Linked DNA regions of Homo sapiens: regions 1 and 3 are each linked to region 2. The links are chromatin loops, found by intact Hi-C in ENCODE. Cell type or tissue: endothelial cell of umbilical vein. All regions are shown on one strand. Region 1 holds the start of LOC124907756 (a long non-coding RNA gene). Region 2 overlaps LOC105374570 (a long non-coding RNA gene). Region 3 has its middle 2.7 kb from the start of LINC01819.

Region 1 (5,000 bases), 57 kb after region 2:
CAGCTCGATGGATAGCCACATGTGTGTCTAGACCCATGGAAACACCAGATCAAGATTTGAAACACTTCTAGCTCCAAAGCTGGTTCCCTTGTGCCCCTCTCCAGTCAATACCATCCCTAGTGGTGACTGCTAGTCTGACTTCTGACATCCTAGATTCATTTAACCTGTTCTTGACCTTCATACAAATGGTATCAAACAGTCTGTCTATGTCCAGCTTATTTTACTCAATATAATGCGTGGGAGATTCACCCATGCAGTTGTGTGTAGCAGATGCTTTTTGTTGTTGTGTTCTAATCACTGTGTAGTGTTCCATTATATGAGTATGCCACGATTTGTTTAGCTCCCCTGCTGATGGATATTTGGGTGTTCTAGTTTGAGGTACTATGAATAAAGCATTCATGTGCATACCTAGTCATGCACACATGCATTCATTTCTCTTGGGTGGACAAGTAGGAGTGGAATTCCTGGGAGGCTTGAGGTTTTTTTAACTTAAAAATTTATTTTGAGACAGAGTCTCTCTGCCTCCCAGGCTGGAGTGCAATGGCGTGATCTCAGTTAACTGCAACTTCTGCCTCCAGGGTTCAAACCATTCTCCTGCCTCAGCCTCCTGAGTAGCTGGGACTACAGGCATGCAGCACCATGCCTGGCTAATTTTTGTATTTTTAGTAGAGGCGGGGTTTCACCATGTTGGCCAGGCTGGTCTCAAACTCCTGACCTCAGGTGATCTGCCCACCTTGGCCTCCCAAAGTGCTGGGATTACAGGCGTGAGCTACCACGCCTGGCCAGGAGACTTGGAGTTTTAAGAGGTCAAGTCCGTCCTTCTCACTGGCCAGGCTTTGGGACATAATAGTGTTAATGAAATAGTTGTCCCCACCTCCCAGTGCCCTCCCCGTTCCAGGTGCAGCTTCTTGGGAAGGTCAGGTGCTCTTTCATACTGTTGGCTATAAGGAATGGAAAGACCCATCCTAGAGGGCTCATGCCTTTAAAGAGCCACTTGAGACCGGGCATGGTGGCTCACACCTATAATCCCAGCACTCTGAGAGGCCAAGGCAGGCAGATTGCTTGACTCCAAGAGTTCAAGACCAGTTTGGGCAACATGGTGAAACCCCATCTCTACAAAAAATACAAAAATTAGCAGGGTGTGGTGGCATATGCCTTAGTCCCAGCCACTCAGGAGGCTGAAGTGGGAGGATCGCTTAAGCCCGGAGGTGGAGGCTGCAGTAAGCCATGTTCACACCATTGCACTCAAGCGTGAGTGACAGAGTGAGACCCTGTCTCAAAACAGACAAAGAAAGAAACATAAAGAGCCACTTGAAGAGGCCTGAAATGCTACGGAGGGAGTTGCGGGCTCTTCTTCAAGGCCTGGTAGGAAGGTCAGGAAAGCATGGGGCCTGGGGCAGCAAGGCAGGAAGGATGCAATTGCACAAGGTGCTGGAGGCAACTGAAGCTCCAGGTTAGTGACCTGTCCAAAGCCACATGGCCAGTATGTGGCCAGCAGGGATGTCAACTCAGGTGAGTCTTCCTCTAGCCCAGAGTTCTTCTGACCACACAAAGACTGCCCTCTCTGTGGGGAGGAATGTAGAGATAGTCAGGGCTCAGCATTATGGACCTGCTGGGTGCTCTGCCCTGAGATCAGCCTCCAGGCAGTTCTTTCTTGGGATCTTCACCCCTGCCTGGCCACCAGCCATGCCTCTGGCCCAGTCCCCTCCCAGGGAGACATTTGCAGGCCTTGAATAGCCTGAGTCATGGCTGTGAGCTGGAGGAGAGAGAGAGAGAGACAGAGCCTGGGGGCTGGTATCATCCAAGACCCCATGCCAGGACCTTCCAGTGAGCCAGCCATGGATGAGTGGGGGCAGCACACAGAGAACATTCCTGGAAAACAATTTGCCTTTAGTAACCCTCTCAGGCTTTCTTGGCCATACCAACACATTTGGTCTCAGGTTGGCAAGGCCTGGGATGGCTGTGAGCATCTGGTGAGGCCTTAGTGGGTCAGGGGGAATGCTGCTTTGGCCTCCTGGGAACTGCCAACGGGCATCTCCACTGGAAGGTCCTGGATGGTACCTTCATGATGCAGTTCATGGTGTGAAGACTTCAGGCTGCAGAATTAGCGATTCACTGACTTTATTCCAGAGAGGGAGAGAGCCCAGATATATATGTATGCATGTAAGTGTGTATGTCTGAGTAATAATGTGTGTGTGGGTGCATGCATCTATGACTTAGACATTCATTCATTCATTCAATCATTCTGCAAATATTTACTGTTGCCTATTATGTGCCATGGGAGATTCCACAGTAAATAAAAGAGGCAAGGTCCCTGTCCTCAAAGGTGTTATTAGACCCAGAGCACACATCTCCATGTGATGCGTGTGTACATAAAGGAACATGTGGCTGCCTGTGTGTGTGTCTGAAGAGAGGTCTGAATATCTGAGTTTCTGAGTATGTGTGTGTCTAAACATATGAGTCTGAGCATGTGTGTGTGAAGGGGAGAGAATTACTCATCCACTTAGAAAGGCCTCTCCCAGAGCAGTTATATTTTCATAAATAAAAATAATCAGATAATGAGTTCATTTCCGATCTCAAGTTTGATGCCAACATTCCAGTGAAACAAGACTCGCTGGCGGGCTGGCTGCACTCTGTGTGGCTTGGATTAGCTGGGGAAAGTGCAGAGGCCAGACCTGCCACTTGCAGGCTGTAGGGAGTAGAGGAGGAAGAGAGGGTGGCCTACAACCAAAGGACTGACAGCATGTGTCTGGGGCTGAGTAGCCCCTCACCCTTACACAGGTATCAGCAGACAACACTCAGGAGTAAGTTCGGGCCTTATACCCCCAACAGCCTGTGTAAGGCCTGAACTTCCTCCATTCACTCCTTGGAACCAGTGATGGACAGAGTCTGTGCTGCTTTGTAAATGCAGATGGCCCCAGAAAAGATGGCCCACTGAGCTGCCATGAATCATGGAAGGCTCAGTGAATGACCCTTTCCCTGGGCACCCAGGCCAGAGCTCAGGGATGCCTGCTGGGAGAACAGTAGCAGGGTACAGAGAGAGGTTGTGACTAGATCCCCTAGGGGAGAGGGATAGAGGCCACAGGCAGACTACAGCCCCTGCTTCTGCTTGGATTGACATTCAAGGAGTCAAGTTAATGCCTCAGTTCGGCATTCATGGTCTTGGACAATGGTTTTCCCAAATGGATCTGGGCTCTCCTGGTCCACCTCCCCTCACCCATGCTCCTGCCAGACACAACCATCTTCTACTTGGCCCTCTCTGCCTTTGCTTAGGCTATTCCTTCTTGGAATGCTTTTCCCCAACTCTGCATGCCCAAATGGATCAGGTCTTGAAGATCCAAATGTGGCCCCCTTCATGCAGTCTTCCCTAATTCTGCCAGCTAGGAATGCTTTCTCACATTCAGTGGTGACCGCCTTTTAACAGTGTCCTCCTTTTCCTCCTGGACTCCAAGTTCCAAGAGGGCAGGATCTGTGCCTCCCTCAGCTGATTTTCCTCCACAAGTCCTAGCCAGCCTGAAGATGGGGCTGCTCCTGCAAGCTGGTCAGAAAGGTGAACGGAGCTGGAGTCAGTAGCAACTGTAGGTGGACCTGGGGGGAACCAGTCAAGGTTGTGCCTTGAGATATGCCCCTGCTCTGAATTTGAGACCTAATGCCAGACAGGAGTGCCCTGGAGTTAGATAGGGGCTTGGAAAAGGGCACTAAGGGGAGAGGGATGGGGAAAGGAGAGGGGCTTTTCCTAGGAGGCACGACTTGGACCCCAAAGCGAGACATCTGTGAGATGTCAGGGTACTACACTGGGGGGCTGGGGTGGAGGATTGTGGGGATAATCAATTCAGAGGCACAGGCTGATTTTCTGCAAGTAAGGAAGAGGAGTCCACAGAGGTTGTCTGTCCATCCATCCATCTGTCCATTCTTCCATCTGTCCATTTCACTATGTACTTACCTGTTCATGCATTCAACAAGCAGCATTGAGCCTCTCCTGTATGCCGAAGCCTTGTGGAGCTTTACATACATTATTTCATCTACTCACAACAGCTGCGTGAGGAACGTATCTCAGAGGAGGAGGCTGAGCCTCAGAGAAGTTGAAGGCAACGTTCAGGGTCACAGTCCAATGTCCACGCTGCTTCTCCAAAACCCGAGCTCTTCCCACGCCAGCAAAGAACAAATGGCTTATTTCTCAGCCTCTCCCTGGCTTCAGGCTGAGCTAGATCATGGCCCTTGGGCAATATGATTAAGCCTTTTTCTTGTCTGGGAAGTTCAGCCTGTGTCTCCACCCAGGGGCCCCAGACACAATTTGGCCATCAGCCAGCTGTCTTTATCCTCTAACATCTTTGCTGACAAGACCACTTCTAGGGGCAAGCTCCTAACCCAAGGAGCAAAGCTTCACCAGTGGAATTTTTAACAGAGAGAGAAGCTTTTTTGGGCAGGCACCCTCTTACTTTGCCAAGAGGGAGGATAATCCTGGCAAGAGGGTCCAGCATGACAGAAAGAGCTGCAAGTGTTGTCAAAAATCACCTGGGAGGTTGCTGTAAATGCATATTCTGGGGCCCCATCCCTATACAGTTCAGTTAAATAATCTGGGATGGGCACAGAAGTCTGAATTTTTTTTTTTTTTTTTTTTTTTTTTGAGACGGAGTCTCGCTCTGTCGCCCAGGCTGGAGTGCAGCGGCGGGATCTCGGCTCACTGCAAGCTCCGCCTCCCGGGTTCACGCCATTCTCCTGCCTCAGCCTCCCGAGTAGCTGGGACTACAGGCGCCCGCCACTACGCCCGGCTAATTTTTTGTATTTTTAGTAGAGACGGGGTTTCACCGTTTTAGCCGGGATGGTCTCGATCTCCTGACCTCGTGATCCGCCCGCCTCGGCCTCCCAAAGTGCTGGGATTACAGGCGTGAGCCACCGCGCCCAGCCCAGAAGTCTGAATTTTTAACAAGCCCCAAAGGTTGTTGACGTGCGTTGTCAGAGGACTCACAAGAAATGGGCACGAAACAGGACTTCCCTTA
Region 2 (5,000 bases):
CTTGCACACACATGTGGACAGACAGGTGGTCCCCCAGGCTGGCTGTCCTTAGACCTCAGGCCCAGGAGCTGTGCACCTATCTATACTAGGCCTTGTTGCAGGGGAAGAGGGGCGGCAGAGGAAGTGGCTGCGGGCGCCCTTCCTAGCGTCTGAACTTCCACCTTTAGTGTTTGTGCCCGACACATGGGCGCCCAGCTTTGTTTGTCAGTTCTTTCCTTTGAGGGAAGCGTTATTTCTTTTGCCTTCTCATGTCAAAACCACATCCCTGCGGGAGGGTTTCACATTCAGCCCTTAGTGGTGTTGAGCTTGTCTGCCCAGGCCTCCCTCACGCGCACACCATGTGGCCAGTCCTGGGGAGCATGCCGGTCCCCTGCTCAGAAACCTGCTGCTGCCCAGGGCCTACCAGGTCCAGCCCCGCACTCAGACCCAGTGCTCGAGGCCCTGCCCTGCCGCCTTCCCTACCCCAGGCATCCTGCTTTGCGGGCAGATGTGTGGCCTTGAGCCAGGTGTCCAGGTTCAATGCCAGCACTGTATGACTGGCAAGTCACTTAGCCTCTTTGTGCCCAGGTTCTCTTCCTCGCAGAACTATTGTGAGAGTTAAGTAGGTTCACATATGCAAAGTGCTTAGCACAGCACCTACTGTGCAGGTAAGGTGTCAATTAATATTAGCTGCCATGATGATCATTTCCTGCCTCAAAGTCAGGAGGGCCTGAGAAATGGCTTTGTCAGGGCTTTGCAGCCCAGCTCTGGCCTCCCAGACTGAGCCAGCTGCTTCCAGGTCACCTGGGAGCTTGTTGGAGACTCAGAGTCCCAAGCCGCTCTAGGGGTTGTGACACAGCAGCTGTGGGCTGGGCTGGGGTGGTGGGGCTGGGGGCCTCACACCTGGGCCTGCAGGCATCTGTGGGACAGGAATCCCCTGCAAGGCCCTTCCCCAGCCTCAGGCTGGTCCACCCACCCGAGTCTTTCCAATTCTGCTTCTCCAGATCCCCTGTGCCTTGCAAGGTTCCTGTCCTGCAGGAAGTAGGCCCACAAACCCTGCCGCCGACACCCCACAACCCCTCCTTCCTGGAGCCTCAGTTTCCTCAAGTATGAAAGGGGATAAAAAATGCCCACATCTCAGGATTAACATCAAGCAAGGTCTTAGATGAAAAGCACCTGGCCCATGGCAGCCGAGAAGGCTAGTTATTATTACTGCTATTGGTGTTATTGCCCGCACCCTGCACCTGCTGAGCACCTGCATGTTCCTCTGGGTTCCCGGCAGGGTCTAAATGCCTAAACTCACATCAGGTGTTAGGGAAGTTGTGTTGACCAGGGTGGACTCTGATTAACCTTCCACCTCCTTGCCTTGGGCTCTTGGAGCTGAGAGGGAGCACCATGGCTGGAGTCTGAGTGTGGCTGGCCCTCACTCAAAACAGCCTGAGTGAAGGAGGAAGGAAGAGAGGTTGAACTGAGTGGCTTGGGCCCCAAAGGATGTTGAAAGCTAGGCCGCGGAGTGACAGTTCTTGGGGGCCCCACTGTAGCTCCCTGCCCGCCCCACCGGCTGCTGTCAGTGGGAAGTGCACAGGCCCGGGGTGGGTAGAGGTAGGGTCCCAGCCTGGGCCAGCTCCCCGGGCCCTGCCACTGCAGACCTGGGCAGCCACCAGAGCTTTGCGTCTTGGGGTCAGCATTGCCTTCTCCAGGCTCCTCCAGTGGAAGCCGCCTCCTCACCGCACCCCCAGGCCCCACCTCGCCCCACCTCACCCCACCTCGCCCCACCTCACCCCACCTCGCCCCACCTCACCCCACCTCGCCCCACCTCACCTAGGCGCAGCCCCAGAAAATATCTATGAAGCACTCACTTCATAGATAGCACCTGTGCCAGGTGGTTTCAGTTCCACAACCTCATTTAATCCTCCACAATTCCCTGACATTTTATAGGAAAGAAAACTGGCTCAGAGAGGCTGAGTAACCTGCTCAAGATGACACAGCTTGTGGGTGGCTGAGTTGGCCTTCCAACCCAGATTCCTGTCATGTTCCTCAAGCCGACAGGTGGGTGAATTTGTGCTGGAAGAGACTATGCGACTAGGCCTCTTGTTTGTTGGGGGAAGAAATAGACACCCTGCACTGGGAATTGAGCGCCCCAGGCCATGCCGCAGGCTCCTGGCAGAACCAGGACGGGTTATAGAAACTTCTTTTGGCATTGGGTGCCAATGGGAGGGGCTCTGCCGGGAAGGCTTCCTCCTTTGCTGCCTCCAGGTCTCCCCTCAGAGGCCACCTCCCCACAGAGAAGCCTTTCTGGCAGTCCTAGCTGAAGTAGGGCACTATCACCCTCTATCCTGGGCTGGCTTTAGTTTTCTTTGTAGCACTTATTGTCACTTGCAGTTTTATGTATCCAATTATTTATTTATTGGTTCTCCCCCATGCTAGAATATGAACTCCATGAGCTCCAGGAGGGTCTGTCTTGTTCCCTTGCCTAGAATAGTACCTTGCACAAACGCCACAATTTTTTTGTGGAATGAATGAATGAGAGTGTCAGGTGATAAAGAAGCAAGCATACATGGGGGAAAGTTTGGTGTGATAATTCTGGTGGAGGAGGGAACTGAGAAGTAATTTACAAAAGGGAAGGGGCAGGGCCACTGTGGACAGCCATAGCATCTGGCACGAAGACTGCCAAGTGAATGGTGCCCCCTGCAGTTGGACAGTTCTCAACTTGGACAACAGTCCATGGTGCCCTTAAGGGTGGGAAGGGACCATCCCCTCAGCAGGGACTGAGGGAGAAGGGAGCCATGAATGGGGCAGGTCTGCAGGTGCCCTCAGCGGGAGGAACAGGCTGTTCCCTCTGTAAGGACGCCACGTGGTTGCGGTTAGCAGTTTGCCATCCGGTGTTGTCTCCACAGACAGTTGTCCAACCAGGGAGGGGGCTACTGCTCTGCTGTGAGCAATCGCTAGTACCTGGAGCACCCAGCAGGCTTCGGGCAGGAAAATCACCTGACACACCCCACAAACACACACCAAACACTGTGGACAAAGATAATCGCACAGGCAGAGGGGGGCTGTTTCCTGAGCCAGCCCCGGGCTCAGAGGTGGAGGACACTGTGTACTGAGGTCTCTCCCCTGAGCAGGGGCCTCGGTGAGGAACTTGTCACAGCTCTGTGGCCTGCCCCCCTTCCTCCTCCCCAGCCCCACAGGCTGGGCACAACAACAATCACCTGGCGATCGCAGGCCGTCTTCAGTGAGTCACCCTGCCCACAGTGAGCCTGGCTGGACGATGTTATCAGCTCCCCTGCTTACTTAATTCCTTGGGTGACATCACCACCGCCTCCGTCTTCTCCTTCTCGGCACTGTAGCCTGCAGCCTGGCATATCCTGGAAGGGAAGGCGGTGGAGGTCTCTTGCCAGAAACTACCAGGGCAGGTAAATTGGAACCTTCAGTTCCTTGACCTTTAGCCCCAAGGGGCTTGCCCTAGTTTCTTGCTTTGCACACAGGGGCCTCAGTTTACCTCCCAGGAGATGCTGTCTGCAGTGAAGCCCTGGGAAACACATGGCACCTCTACTCTGTGCTCATTCCCTCTCTCCTTGTGCAGAGGGGGTTTCCTGTTGGACAGAGGCCAAGCTGCTTGCCCTTCAATGTGTCCAAGTTTATCCTGGGGTTGTACCCCCAAGTCCAGCCTAAGTTCTGTCTCGCGTGGACACAGCTGCCTCCGAGCCTCTGTGATGGGCCTTTGGGTTCCCAGGCTCTCCCAGGCTCAGATGGGGCAGCCCTGCTGGCCTTCTACCCGCCTCTGTGTCCGGCCACCATGACCTGGGACTCAGCCCCTCACCTCCTGGGAGCCCAGGCCAGCCCTTCCCCGCCACAGCCTAGCATTCCCTTTTGCGTCCCCTCACCTTCACCCTTGCCAATACCGACCTGCAGGCCCAGTGGCACATGGGAAGTGCTGTAGGGTCAGTATAGCAATGACAGAAGTGACTGGAGATGTGTGTGGTTCCCTTTCAGCCTGGCCTCCTCCTCTGCATCCCAGTGGGATGAGGGAGGGGATTAGTTCCTCTCTCTGAATTGTCCTACTCTACCCCCTCCCCACCATTTGAGCGGGACAGCAGAGAGGGGAGACTGAGAGGCCCCAGGGAGGGGCTGAGCACAGGCCTCTCTGGCTGGACCTCGGTCTGTGATGGGAAGCTGCCCAAGCCTGGCATGTGAGGGAGGCAGCCAGGGGAAGCCGGTGGGGCTGGGCAGGGACAAGAGGCAACCCTCTGAGCTGCCAGACAGCTTCCTCTATGACCCTCAGGGGACGGTTCCTCCAATGGCACTGCCAGAGGCTGGGGAAAGAGGTGTCTAAACACCAGTCACTTTTGCTCTAGTTATTTGACCAAAACGAATTGTTCCTTAGAAGGAAAAAGAAAAAAACAAAACCACGAAACCCAAAAAACCTCACCATTGATGTCATGCCGATCACCCCGTGGGCTGATAAACAAGTCCTGGAGCAGATAGCATCCCTGGGCAGGGTGAGCACCCCCCACTGCACCCTTCCTACGGGAAGCTCATCGGAGGTCGGCCTCGCCACTCTGCACACAAACACTGCTGCCCCCTCCACATCCTGGAATGCTGTAGAATGCTGTTCCAACCTTCTGGAGTGGGGGGCCCCAGAGAGAGGTCAGAGCAAGCCTGGGCTCCTCCCCACACATGCCACTCTCACTGGACTGATGTTTCCTCACCTGTTGAGTGGAGGAGTGATAGAGGTATTAAGTATGAAGGTTCTTGGAAGTGTTCACTGGCCAGCCAAGAGGCTGGGGCCCTGCAGAGAAGGGAAAGGGGAGAGGGAACATTTCAGAGAAGAGATCCCACCTCAATGATTTAAGGTCAGTTGACAACATCTGGCCTCAGAGCTGATAGGGTCCCTTTAAGTCCTGAGCTGAGTTCTTATGAATGCTTCTAGGGAACTGCACGCCTTGAGAGTGATTGGCACCATTGCTGAACTCGGCCTGTGGTCTGCTCAGACCCTTGGCTCCTTCTCCAAGTTCTAGAAT
Region 3 (5,000 bases), 90 kb after region 2:
GTAGAGGGGAGGCAGTATATACTGTGGAATGAATATAAGCTTTAGTCTTCCCTGACGCTAGAGTTAAATAAGTCCTGTGGGAAGCCCAGGCATTTCCAGGCCTCTTTCCTCCTGTCTCTGTCCTGCAAACACAAACACGGCCTGGCCCAGCATGGATAAGGTGAGTCCTGGGTCCACCGGCCAGTTATTCCTGACATATCCCCGTCCCAGGGCTGAGCTGACCCTTTGGCCCAGACAGGAGGCCCCAAGCTCGGGCTGGGCCGTGAGAGCTCCGGGAAACCTGGTTCCCACTTGGCCTGTGAGGCTGCCCTGGCCTCTCTTTCCTCTTCTTACCGATGGGAAGAATTTCTGGAAATGCGCTGGGCCAGTGACAATGAGGCAGGATGCCCTCCCCGCTCCCCAGACCAGCCTGGCTGAGAGACCCACCACCCCTCAGGGGCTGGGGCCCACAGAGGTAACCTGGCTAACCCCCTCCTGCCCTGTCACAAAGGGGAGGGCGGGCCAGCCCCTGCTCAGGCTCCCAGAGCCAGCTGGGAAGGAGGGCAAGCCCCTGGGCCATTTCCCAGAGGCCACATCCGTGCTGGGCCTGTCTGGCCTCCGGTGGCCCAGTCTTTCCCTCTTTCTTTTTTGCACTGGGACAGACAGCGGGGGGGAAGGACCCCCCACCCCCCAACACACACCAGGTGCTGGGATGCACCAGTGACCAAGGCAGCTCTGTCTCTGGGGCTCAGGATGAGGTCAGGGGGGGTCCCACATGTAACCTGGGAATGTCGATATAATGTTTTGAGGGCTTTGACAGACACTAGAGCCTCAAAAGCTCCAGTCTGGGAATGAGGAGGCCTTCCTGGGGACGCCCATTTATGAAGAAGCTTCCCTGGCTTCTGGGCCTAGAATCCACGAGGAAACCTTGCTTTCAAGGAGTTTCTGCTCCGTGTCCTCCTCCTCTCCACCTCTTTCTCTGCTTTCATTTCGTCGGACTGGCTGCGCCCCTACCTTTCTCTCTGAATCCATCACACCCCTCCCTGACTCCTGCCAGGCCATGGCAGAATTGCTGTTCCCAGGAAGGGTAGGTAAACGCTGGAGACGCAGCAGACCTTTCCCCACAGTACCCTGGCTTGGTGTCCACCCCTCTGCCATGGATGGCAGGAGGGACAGCCCCCCTACCCTGGCCGTACCTTTGCTCAGCCAGCTTCCCTTCTCGGTGACTCCATTACTGAGGCCACAGCCCATCACCCAGCCATCCTTCCTGGGGGAGGTTGGCCAGGAATTTTTGTACATTTATAAGTTTGTATTGTCTGAGGGGAAGCAGCCAAAAAAGAAAAGTTTTATCAGAGAATTGGACTTGGCTTTCCCTCAAAAGCCAATGGGGTTTCTGAGGAACGGATTTGAGGGGACACTAAGGCCTGGGGGGCAGGAAGGGCCTGGGAGTTCTGTGTCTCCCTTTAACTGGGGGCTCCCTGAGGAAGGGGCTGTGTTCCCACCTCAGAATGGGGGCTCTTTGAGGCCACAGCCATGTCCCTCAGTCTGAGCTGCTTGAGAGTCGGAGCCCTGCCTCTGCCCCGACTGGAGTGTGATGATCAGATGCCCCGCCCCACCCCTCAGGTCGAAGCAGGCACTGGGATCCCAAGGTGGTCCAAGGATGTTGCAGGGACCAGTGTTCCTTGGCCAAGGTTCTTTTAGTCCAAGATTCATCTCCCCGCCCCCAAACGCTCTCCTTTGCTCCCAGGTCTCCCAGAGTCTCTTGGGCCTTTGCTTTGGAGACTTCCTGCAAATTCCACAGCCTGGCCCCGGCCCCGGCCCTCTGGCCTGATCAGCCCAGGTTCTCCGGTCCGGCCACTCCTCTAGACCTTATTCTGTTTTTGTTTTTTGTTTGTTTGTTTGTTTTGTTTTGTTTTTAGACAGAGTCTTGCTGTGTCACCCAGGCTGGAGTGCAGTGGCACAATCTCGGCTCACTGCAACCTCCGCTTCCCCGGTTCAAGCAATTCTCCTGCCTCAGCCTCCCAAGCAGCTGGGATTACAAGCGTGTGCCACCACGCCCGGCTAATTTTTGTATTTTTAGAAGAGACAGGGTTTTGCCATGTAGGCCAGGCTGGTCTCGAACTCCTGACCTCAGGTGATCCACCTGCCTCGGCCTCCCAAAGTGCTGGGATTACAAGCATGAGCCACCGCGACTGGCCTAGCCCTGCTTATTCTCAAATTTCCTCCCCATCCCCCTACACACCGGTTGGTTTCTACCTCTAGCCTTTTCTTATGCCATCCCCTGGGCCTGAAGCACGCTTTCCATTTCTGCACTTAGCAGTTTTTATCATCGTTTCTGGCCCAAAACAAAGTCCTCCACCTCCCAGCAGCCTGCCCTGACTGCCCTACCCCATGCCAGCCTCACCTCTCTCCTCCCTCCCCGGAGTTCCCCTCAGAGCCATGCACCCATCACTTTATGGGGTCTGACACTTCCATGCTCAGTCCCATGCAACACACAAGCTGCTGGAGGAGGGGCAGGGGCAGAATGATGGATGAGGCTGCAGCGGCTTTGCTCCCTGCCGGGGCTGTGGTTAGATCTCCCCTCCAAGAAGCCTGATATTTTCCAGGAATTTCCTGAGGGGAGGGGGCCAAGTACTCTGGAATGAAAGCCAGCTGTGGGGTTGAGGCCTGAGGGTGGGGAAGGGGGCTCTGGGCTTCCTGGCTGAGTCAGCGGACCATTCCTAGGTAATTTATGGGCTGAGTCAGAGCTGTGGCAGTGGGGCGAGGGGTGGGGTTGGGAGAGCTCCCTGGTCTCTAGGCAGTCTGTGGAGGGGAGGGCAAGAGGACTGGCTGGAAGTAAGTCTGGCTGAGTCCAACACAGACCCCCTCTCCCCATCAGCCTCCCCACTGCTTGGAGCCTGTAAAAGCAGCAGCCAAGAGACGGAACCGTGGGGGATGGATGCAAGCTGGCAAAAGGGGAGAAGCCCCTGGCAGGCACTGGGGGCTCCTGAAGACAGAGGGGCACGCTGGCAGGGAGGGGCTTGGGCCAGCCTCAGGGCTAATTTGAGGGTAAAGAGAACTGCTAATTCCAGCACCTCAGCCTGGGTGCCCCCTCCCGCCCTTTTGTAGCAGGCCTGGCCTGGGCTGAAAAGCAGATCTGGGTTCTAATCTCCCTTCTGCATGGACCTGCGGGTGACACAAGCTTGGTGCCTTCTCCTCTCTGAACTTCAAGTCCTTACTTGGACAAGATGGCCTGGCTCCTCCCAGCCCTGGATTTGGGGATGCTCCGATGCTGCCTGGGAGCCCAGTCTGATCATGGTGGCCTGGAAATCAAGGCTAAGCGAAAGGAAAGCCTGAAAGAGCTGCACTCTAAGCACCACAGCAGGACTTGCCCCTGAATGGAGATGGGGCTGGGGCAGGAAGGTGGCAGGGAGGGGCTGGGCCCTGTGACTGTCACCTCCAGGTTGGAGGAGTGGGGAGGGAAAGGCAGGGCAGGGTGCGTTATCACACACACACTCACCCACATACACTCAAGCACACACCACAGAGTCCAAGGAAAACCTGTTTCTGTCCTAGCACTGAGCCAGGGATCCCACACAAAGATGGGTCCTGGCCAAGCGCAGTGGTTCACGCCTGTAATCCCAGCACTTTGGGAGGCCAAGGTGGGAGGACAACTTGAAGTCAGGAGTTTGAGACCAGCCTGGCCGACATGGTGAAACCTTGTCTCTACTAAAAATACAAAAATTAGCCAGGCATGGCAGTGCATGCCTGTAATCCCAGCTACTCAGGAGGCTGAGTCAAAAGAATCGCTTGAACCCAGGAGGCGGACGTTGCAGTAAGCCAAGATTGAGCCACTGCACTCCAGCCTGGGTGACAGAGTGAGACTCCGTCTCACAAAAAAAAAAAAAAAAAAAGAAAAGAAAAAGAGAAAGAATGGGTCCTGATGAAGTTCCTAGGAGGCTCCCTCCTGCTGACAGAGCACAGCAGGAGTGTCCCCCTGGGCGATGGGGCCCAGCTTTCCCATGTCATTCATGGGCATCTGTTGCATCATGATATCTGTTGCAGAATCATCCCATAGTGGCTTCCAAGCAGGGCGTTGCAGCTGAGACTGGCCCTGGTCTCAGCATCTTCGGAGAGGCCCCAGATTGATAAGTGTCTTGTTCTGAGTCATGGCTCAAAGTCCCCATGACAGACAGGAATCCCTATCAGCATGGTAGATTTCATAAACCCCAAATTAGGGCATGAGATCTGAAAAAGAATCTGGGGGATTTGTGATAACATGTGAGGGCATACAAATAAGGACTCTTACTTGCTCAAGACTAACAAACTGCATGTCTTGACAAGAGTAGCCAAGATGAAATCAAATGTAGACAGGAGGGTTCTGAACACACGTGGGGTCACTGGTGTGGCTTGGCCCGGGACTACCCCTCTCCCCCTCATCACCCAAATCCACCAGAGCCTTCTAGAGGAAGCATTCTCCCCACTGGTGGCGTGGTGGGGCCAGGGCCTCGACAGGGACTGTTGTAATCATCCAGGTGGGAAATGACAGAGAGGTGGTGAGAGGCGGGTGGGCTCTGGAAGAAGTTGGAATCCTGCTGACAAGATGCTCCAGTGGTTTGGACATGGGTCTGAAAAACTCCAGGACGGCTATCCAAGGTTTCGGCCTCAGTGAATGAAGGGATGGGGTTGCCACTGACTGAGGAAGAGAATGTATTCTATTGCATATTTAATTAATTACTTTGATGTGAAAAGTCCAAATAACAACTATGTCTGGAACTGAGCAGGGCATCCGTGGGACCACCGCCCACAGGCACCCAGGGCTTATGGCACCACCCACCCCCGTCGTGGGAGGCCCCAGAGACCCCGGCAGAGAAAGAGGGAGGCTCACCCTCTTGCTGTGGTGTGTGTGGGAGGGGCAGTGTGAAAAGGTCTGGCCCACCTGAGTCCCCTGGGCTGGTAGGAGAACTGGGGCCGGGCAGGGGGTGGTGTTGGAACAGGAGGGGTGGTGTGTGAGCCTCTGTGGGCAAAGACCCACCGTGGCC

What was found. A loop is a pair of places that touch in the nucleus more often than their neighbours do. Peaks named below come from ENCODE experiments on the same cell type or tissue, not always from the same donor. Only the 100,000 strongest peaks of a DNase experiment are listed, where the experiment ranks them.
Region 1: a loop joins it to region 2, with 4 times the contacts of the local background. A loop is called at or near these places in 5 of 110 quality-filtered maps.
Region 3: it touches region 2 in a loop (2.2-fold over the local background); 8 of 110 quality-filtered maps call a loop at or near these places.

Annotation. Positions count from the first base shown.
Region 1 is chr2:43,072,797-43,077,796 of GRCh38, reverse strand. The region is part of intron 2 of LOC107985876; the gene reads left to right. It overlaps LOC124907756 (a long non-coding RNA gene), which reads right to left and starts at 4,168. Exons shown (of 2, transcript XR_007086299.1): 1 at 3,944-4,168. In endothelial cell of umbilical vein, no CTCF peak of the experiment used is centred here; DNase peaks (open chromatin) are centred at 1,716 and 2,576; H3K27ac peaks cover 2,410 bases.
Region 2 is chr2:43,129,398-43,134,397 of GRCh38, reverse strand. It overlaps LOC105374570 (a long non-coding RNA gene), which reads right to left. Exons shown (of 3, transcript XR_940018.3): 2 at 4,409-4,768; 3 at 2,024-3,344. Among named protein-coding and RNA genes, the nearest start is that of LINC02580, 29 kb to the right of the region's middle. RefSeq lists enhancers at 20-89, 1-362, 530-579, 363-1,126, 3,225-3,284 and a silencer at 2,685-2,734. In endothelial cell of umbilical vein, a CTCF peak has its summit at 2,673 (motif pointing left); DNase peaks (open chromatin) are centred at 2,667 and 3,227; H3K27ac peaks cover 444 bases.
Region 3 is chr2:43,039,731-43,044,730 of GRCh38, reverse strand. No RefSeq gene overlaps it. Among named protein-coding and RNA genes, the nearest start is that of LINC01819, 2.7 kb to the right of the region's middle. RefSeq lists enhancers at 902-1,843, 2,487-2,781, 1,844-2,785, 2,786-3,728. In endothelial cell of umbilical vein, no CTCF peak of the experiment used is centred here; DNase peaks (open chromatin) are centred at 290 and 2,640; H3K27ac peaks cover 838 bases.